Linked DNA regions of Homo sapiens: region 2 is linked to region 1. A link is an interaction called in ENCODE POLR2A ChIA-PET data of the cell type or tissue named here. Cell type or tissue: A673. All regions are shown on one strand.

Evidence for each region. ChIA-PET counts read pairs that join two places held together with the same protein. Peaks named below come from ENCODE experiments on the same cell type or tissue, not always from the same donor. Only the 100,000 strongest peaks of a DNase experiment are listed, where the experiment ranks them.
Region 2: POLR2A ChIA-PET joins it to region 1 with 17 read pairs; 3 of 35 experiments call an interaction of 5 or more read pairs at or near these places.

Annotation. Positions count from the first base shown.
Region 1 is chr17:1,079,350-1,083,349 of GRCh38, reverse strand. ABR (ABR activator of RhoGEF and GTPase) reads left to right here. Exons shown (of 23, transcript NM_021962.5): 6 at 3,960-4,000. Among named protein-coding and RNA genes, the nearest start is that of MIR3183, 59 kb to the right of the region's middle. In A673, no CTCF peak of the experiment used is centred here; DNase peaks (open chromatin) are centred at 2,429 and 2,939; H3K27ac peaks cover 692 bases.
Region 2 is chr17:1,024,514-1,028,513 of GRCh38, reverse strand. All of the region lies in intron 16 of ABR (ABR activator of RhoGEF and GTPase), which reads left to right. Among named protein-coding and RNA genes, the nearest start is that of MIR3183, 4.0 kb to the right of the region's middle. In A673, no CTCF peak of the experiment used is centred here; no DNase peak of the experiment used is centred here.

The DNA of each region.
Region 1 (4,000 bases):
ACGATCTATTTTATTTATTTTTTTATTATTCTCTTTCAGATTAGAGAGAGGAACAGGGGAGGCAAAAAAAAAAAAAAAAAAAAAAAATCCAAGGCAGTGTTCTCCCACACCACACTATGGTGACCTTGAGCAAGTCACGTCCCCCCTCTTGGCTTTTATGTCCTGTCCGGTAGAATGAGGGGTTTAGAAATGGCCAGATAATCCTTTTTTTTTTTTTTTTTTTTTTGAGACAGAGTCTTGCTCTGTCGCCCAGGCTGGAGTGCAGTGGCGCGGTCTCGGCTCACTGCAACCTCTACCCCCTGGGTTCAAGTGATTCTCCTGCCTCAGCCTCCCAAGTAGCTGGGATTACAGGCGCACACCACCACGCCTGGCTAAGGTTTGTATTTTTAGTAGAGATGAGGTTTTGCCGTGTTGGCCAGGCTGGTCTCGAACTCGGGTGATGTGCCCGTCTCAGCCTCCCAAAGTGCTGACATTACAGGTGCGAGCCACTGAGTCCAGCTTGGCCAGCTAATCCTGACCTTGCTTGATAAGAATCACTGGGGCATTGTTTAAAACACAGATTTCCTGGCACCTTCCCCGGAGCTTCTGATTCAGAAGGCTTTGCGTGGGGCCCAAGATTCTATATTTGAACAAGCTTCTGGGTAATATTTATGACAGGGAAGTCTTGAGGAAATTTGGACTATAGGTCGTCTTTTAAGGTTCTTGCCAACTCTAAGACTGCCATCCCATAAACACAAAAAGGGTAAGAGCCACTTATGTGGAGAAGGAGCCTTAGAATCCCTGGCCGGGAACACGCGTGCTTCTGCTCCTGAGGCCCAGCCTTCCTGGCCAGGAACACGCGTGCTTCTGCTCCTGAGGCCCAGCCTACCTGGCCGGGAGCACACGTGCTTCTGCTCCTGAGGCCCAGCCTTCCTGGCTGGGAACACGCGTGCTTCTGCTCCTGAGGCCCAGCCTTCCTCCCGCACTCCTCCACAGGGCAGAGGTGCAGTCCTATCTGCCATCAACATTTCTACCTAAGAGGTGGCATGGAGGGACAGTTGCTTAGGATCCTTCAGGACAGAGCCCAGTTCATCCCTTTGTCCAAAAAGACCTCAGTGGCACCCCTGAAGCACTGGCCTGAGAGGAACAGCCCCCAGCTCAGGGCAAGAGAACCTCCATCCTAGAAAAGGGGAGAAGCTTCTGCAGTTTTGGGAGTCCTGCCGTAAAGGCCCCTCTTGGCCCTTTGTGTTCCCGTCTCAGCTCTAACGCTAGAAGAGTTGGGGAAACGCAGGGTAGTTTTCCTGAAACTTCAGGGGTGACGGTCGATGCCCACGTTTAGAATCCACCGAGAGGCAGCAGAGAAGCTGACAGTTGGAGATGAACATGTCACCTTCATTACTGTTAAAAAAATGCAGCTTGGAAAATGTGGATTTGGATCTGTAGCCACAGTGGGCTTGCTGACACTTCGCCTCTGGAATGAAACGTACCTATAGAAGCCGGGCGTGGCGGCTCACACCTGTCATCCCAGCACTTTGGGAGGCCGAGGCGGGCGGATCACCTGAGGTCAGGAGTTTGAGACCAGCCTGGCCAACGTGGCGAAACGCCGTCTCTACTAAAGATACAAAAATTAGCCGGGCGTGGTGGTGCACACTTGTAATCCCAGCTATTTGGGAGGCTGAGACAGGAGAATCTCTTGAACCCGGGAGGTGGAGGTTGCAGTGAGCTGCGATCACGCCACTGCACTCCAGTCTGGTGACAGAGCGAGACCCTGTCTGGAAAAAAAAAAGTATCTATTGAGTCCCTTGCAGGAATAGGAAAACACAGGCCCCTCTCCACAATGAGGACAGAGCCCACGCCTCTTACCCAGTGTGCAGAGAGAGGATGGCTGACCATAGTTTCTTCTCCCAGACCCATGGAGCAGATGTGTCACCCTCTGCCTGGGAGGACGAAGTGCAGGGTGGGGAAGTCCCTCTCCATGGAGTCAAGTGGCTGGAGAGGCCAGGTGCAGTGGCTCACGCCTGTAATCCCAGCACTTTGGGAGGCCGAGGCGGGAGATTGGCTTGAGCCCAGGAGTTCAAGACCGGCCTGGGAAACATGGTGAAACCCCGTCTCTATTAAAAATACAAATAAAAGGGGCTGGAGAAATGGTGCTTTCCCTGCGGTTTCCAGCCCAACCCAGGAACTACCTGGACTCCCCTGGTCTGTGTTCAGATCAGCCCTGCCAAGGCCGCCCAAGATCCCGGGGTCAGACATGGTGCAGAGAGTGTGGGGTCTTCTCTTGGCCTGGGCTGATTGCCTGTTCTCTGTGCCTAGGCAGAAACCCCCACACCCAACCATAAGCCCCTCACAGCCTGCCCACCCTGGAGGGCAGAGCCAGGCCCCTGGCTTTCTGCCAGGTGGCTTCTCATCCTGACTCACTCGATGACGTGCTTGCTTCCTGCTGAGGCTGCCACTTAATTACTGCAATTAGGCTCCTCTCTGCAGCAGGAGTGATTTCATACCCTAGACTTCACTGGAGGGGGCGTGAGGAAACATTCCCGAAATCTGGGAGTCCAGGCACCAGCCAGAGACACAGGCTGGGGACGCTGAGTATCCCCCACCCCCCCGCCCCCCAAAATATACACACACCCAAGCTCCATCTCCAGGAGTTTTCTCTGTCTAGAAACAGCTTGAGACAGAAGTAGGAAGTTCCTGCTGTCTGAGCGCTTCCTCCCCTGCAGACCAAGCAGGTGGCATCACCTCGGCAGCTGACCTTGGCCTCATCACCTGGGCAGCTGACCTTGGCCTCATCACCTGGGCACCTGACCCTGGCCTCATCACCTGGGCACCTGACCGTGGCCTCACCTTGCCTCCTGCCTTCCCTCCCACACCCCTCTTTGAGGCTCCGTGTGCTCCGTCTGCCAAGTGGGGATGGTATTACAGCTCCAGTTGCAGGCTGCACTGTCCTGTTAGCAAAAGCTGGGGCTGGAACGTCTCTAAAGGAGGATAAAGAGGCTTGGAGCAGATGAGTCATCCCGGGGGTCTTTCCAGTACTCACTACCTGCTGCCTGGCTTGGGATCCAGGAGGGGCATTGGCTGTTCCTCCCTCGAAGCTTCCTCTCGGACCCCCAGCATGGGCAGTGGTGGGTGGGGAGTGTCGGGGGTGCTGGGGGCTGAGTAAGTGCTCTCTGATGGGGGTAGGATGCAGCTCACTGTCCTGGGGAGCTCAGCATCTCTGCCGAAGGTCCACCACTTCCCTGCTGGCGTGTGGGACCCTTCCTTCCTACCTCATGGGTTCCTCATGCCCTAAAGATTGGCTGGAGTACCTGGCGCTGGTCAACTCAAACCCTGTCTGCCCTTGGCCGACGTGTAGGGTTCCTGAGTCGGGGTTCCTGTAATCACAGGGCTCCCTGCCAGCCTCTCTCATCTCTGGGACCTGGAGTCCCTTCCTTCTTGCCCACGCCCCAGCCACTGGACTCCACGAGGCTCCAGGAGTTCACAGGTGTGGTGCAGGGGATTGGGGTGGCAGAGGCAGCCCATGGCCATGGGGCTCCTTTGTCTTTCTTTTTTTTTTTTTTTTTTTTTTTTTTTTTTTTTTTTTTTGAGACAGAGTCTCGCCCTGTTGCCCAGGCTGGAGTGCAATGGTGTGATCTTGGCTCACTGCAACCTCCGCCTCCCAGGTTCAAGCGATTCTCCTGCCCCAGCCTCCCAAGTAGCTGGGATTACAGGCACCTGACACCACACCTGGCTAACTTTTGTATTTTTAGTAGAGATGGGGTTTCACCGTGTTGACCAGGCTGGTCTCGAACTTCCGACCTCAGGTGATCCGCCCACCACGGCCTCTCAAAGTGCTGGGATGACTGGCGTGAGCCGCCACACCCGGCCTCTGTTCTCATATGTACACCCTGAGTTTCAGAACTCCCCTTCTTGCCAGGCTCACAGTGGGGGCTGGGAGAGGTGAGGGACAGAACAGGCCATGACTCCTCTCCTCCCTTTGGCAGGAACTCAAAGTGAAAGGTCCCAAGGACTCCAAGGACAGCCA
Region 2 (4,000 bases), 55 kb after region 1:
CAGGCTCATGATGGTCTTAGAAGAAGGTCCCTTTCTTGGATCACCTGATGTCAGGAGTCCAAGACCAGCCTGGCCAACATGGAGAAGCCCCGTCTCAACTAACAATGCAAAAATTAGCCAAGTGTGGTGGCTCACGCCTGTCATCCCAGCACTTTGGGAGGCAGAGGCGGGTGGATCACCTGAGGTCAGGCGTTCGAGACCAGCCTGGCCAACATGGTGAAACCCCGTGTCTACTAAAAATACAAAAAAAAAAAAAATAGCCGGGCATGGTGGCGGGCACCTGTAATCCCAGCTGCTAGGGAGGCTGAGGCAGGAGCATCGCTTGAACCTGGGAGGTGGAGGTTGCAGTGAGCCGAGATCATGCCACTGCACTCCAGCCTGGGCAACAGAGCGAGACTCGGTCTTGGGGTGGGGGGAGGAAAGGGTCCCTTTCTTTGTCAGCTTGATCGCCACCGCAGGACAACCCCACCCCTCACAGAGCCTGTCGTTTATTCCTTCTTGATGGTACCAGGTGTGCAGACCACGTGCACACCCCAGAGGTTCACTCTACCACTCACTTGGCCATCGAGGGTACACAGGTGCTGGGTACAAGATACAGATATGTCTTGGGCTCGTCTACTTTATTTTATAATCCAGTCTGGGCGTCAGGAAAGATCTCGCAGCCTTCTGCAATAGAAGTCTGGCCTGGCCCGGCTGCCCACCGCCCTTCCTTGTTTCCCGGTGGGAAGAAAGCTTCATCGTGCGTCTTCTCTGTTCACACACACCCCCATAGCGACCCCTCAGCCACAGACAGGGGACTACAGTGCTGCCTCCCCCGAGAGCTGGAGGCCCCTACACCAGCCCACCTCTTCCTGGGCCTATGTGTGGGTCCTGACTGCGGCCAGGCTGGCTGACAGGTTGGCAGTGGGGTCGGGCGACCCTCCCTCTTTTCCACAGCACTTACCCACCTGCCGAGTGGGCAGACCTCACTGCTGGGGCCTCATGAGTACTCTCTGATCTCTCTGCCAGGCCAGCTCCCAAGAGGCTTGCTTGAGTCCGCAGAGCGGGAACCCTGGACTCTGAGAATCTGATGAAGGTTCTGGAGGCCACTCAGACACAGAGCCACCCCATGCACACACTGTGTGCGACTTCAGAGGGGGCTGCAGACATCAAGGCGGGAACCCTGCTCTGAGTGAACTTGGCAAGGTGCCGCTTCTTGGTACCTAGGGAGGGTAGAAGGGCGCTGGTCCTCCCCGGCCTCCCTGCAGGCCACAGACGGCTTGGCCAGCCAGCGGTGCTGGGCGCGGTGCCCCAGCTTTTGGATGGCTCTGGACCAGGGAGAGGAGAACCTGCCAATCAAGGGGGTTCCTCAAAGGCCAAAGCTGCCTGAGCCCAGTGTTGCTGTAGTACCCAGAGGCAATGAGGCCCCAGACATTTTGGAAGGAGCCCCCAAGCCTGCAGGTGTGGCTGGGGGAGCTGCCCCAGGCATTTTGGAAGGAGCCCCCAAGCCTGCAGGTGTGAGTCTGGGGGAGCTGCCCCAGGCATTTTGGAAGGAGCCCCCAAGCCTGCAGGTGTGAGTCTGGGGGAGCTGCCCCAGGCATTTTGGAAGCGCCCCCAAGCCTGCAGGTGTGAGTCTGGGGGAGCTGCCAGGTGTTGGCCACAGGGCGCTGGTGCTGGAGAGGCCTGGCCCTCTGCTGAGTGGCCTCGCTCACTGCCCAGGTGGTTGGGAACTGGTCAGCAGGTGCTGTTCTTTGACCTCGTTTCCCCTGTGAACTCATGCTGGGGCAGGAAGATGTTTGTGTCCTGACGGCCCCCCAGCACCTTCGAGGAACAGACAGTCCCCTGCGCCTGTGACCTGCCTGCCCCACCCTGGGGAGAAACGCAGCGTCAGTCCTGGGTCCAGTGAGCCGTAGACCCTTGGCCCTCCAGGATGGGCCCTGGAGAGGCGGGAGGGGCCCGTGGAGCTGGTCCTGGGCTTCTGTAGAGAGGCCAGGAGGCCCCAGGATCCCCACAGAGACTTCCCCAGTCCCGCTTCAAGACAGCGGAACCAGCTCCTGAGCCGAAATCTGGAGGGATCTCCTTTCTGGACCGTGACCCCAGCCGGGGCTGGTACCGATGACCGGCACAGCCAGAGCCGTGACATCCACAGCGCCCTTCCCATCCGATGCCTGGATGCCGTGGCTGTGCTCGGGGAGGCCTCCGGGGTCCCCAGCCCCTCAGGCTCATGTGGCACAAGGTGCCAGAGAAGACAGGGCGCCAGGCCGGTGGGAGTCAAGGTTTCCCATTTTTCTCGTCTCAGTCTGCTACTTAACTGCTGTGTGCCCGCGAGTACATCCCTTTGCCTCTCTGGTTCTCTGGTATCAGCTCAATGAAGGAGCTGAACAGGATGATCTCCTGGAATCCAGTTCATGTGATGATCTTGGCCATGTCTCAAGATTCCTAGTCCTAAACCTTAAACCCTGAGCACCCTGGGAGAGTCTGTCACAGGGCTGCACCTGGGCCAATGCCAGCCATTCAGTGGACACGGGAGCAGGGGGTTTAGTGGGAACACAGGGCTTCTTGAGCCCTGTCCTGAAGCAGCCCCGGCGGGGAGCCATTGTCACCTCCTTCCCCCATGCCCCAGTTGGTTCCTCTGGCCTGTGAGTATTGCCGGAGCACCTTCCACGTGCCAGGCCTGCAGGAACTAGGGACACAGAGGCGCCCGAGACAGACGAGACCCTGTCTGCAGGAGGAGTCCGTCAACAAATGAGATCCTTGCCGGTCAGATGAGTGCTGTGAAAAAAATAAACACAACTGGGTAACGCAGTAGAGAGTGACGGGGGGATGCCTGGCTTGAGAGGATCACTTTTGAACGAAGATTTAAATGACAAGAAGAATTCAGCCATAAAAAACCTGGGGGCAGTGCATTCCAGGCCAAAGAACCGGCAAGGTCCACACCCCGAGGCAGGTGTGCTCAGAGGCAGAGGGGGACAGTGTGGGGCGTTACGTGGGGTCAGGGGACGGCGGCCAGGCGACGTGGGGCCCTGCGGTTCAGGACAGGGCCTTTAATCCGAATGCAGTGGGAAGCCGCGGGGTGTTCAAGCACAGTTCTGTGACGATATGTTTTGAACACGTACTGTACGAGGCATCATTCTTAGCCTGTGACGCAACTGAGGTGACACTTACAAGGTGCTGTTATTCACACTGTTTATTTATTTATTTGTTTGGGTTCTTTTGTTTTTGTTTGCTGTTGTTGTTTTGAGACAGAGTCTTGCTGTGTCGCCCAGGCTGGAGTGCAATGGCGCGATCTCGGCTCGCTGCAGCCTCCGCCTCCCGGGTTCAAGCGATTCTCCTGCCTCAGCCTCCTGAGTAGCTGGGATTACAGGTGCCCGCCACCACGCCCGGCCAAGTTTTGTATTTTTTTTTTTTTTTTTTTGAGACGGAGTCTCGCTGTCGCCCAGGCTGGAGTGCAGTGGCGCAATCTTGGCTCACTGCAGGCTCCGCCCCCTGGGGTTCACGCCATTCTCCTGCCTCAGCCTCCCGAGTAGCTGGGACTACAGGCGCCCGCCACCTCGCCCAGCTAATTTTTTGTATTTTTAGTAGAGACGGGGTTTCACCGTGTTAGCCAGGCTGGTCTTGAACTCCTGACCTCAGGTGATCCACCCGCCTCAGCTTCCCAAAGTGCTGAGATTACAGGCGTGAGTCACTGCGCCAGGCCTAAATGTGTTTTGAATTTTGTTTTACATTTTTAATTTTTTTTTTTTTTTTTTTTGTGGGAGTCTCACTCTCTCGCCCAGGCTGGAGTGCAGTGGCACCATCTCGGCTCACTGCAGCCTCCATCTCCCAGGCTCAAGCAATCCTCCCACCTCAGCCTCCCAAGTAGCTGGGTCTACAGGCATGTACCAACATGCCTGGCTAATTTTTGTATTTTTTGTAAAGACGAGGTTTCGTTATGTTGCGCAGGCTGATGTTGAACTTCTGGCTTCAGTGGATCCACCTGCCTCCGCCTCCCACAGTGCTGGATTACAGGCGGGAGCCCCCG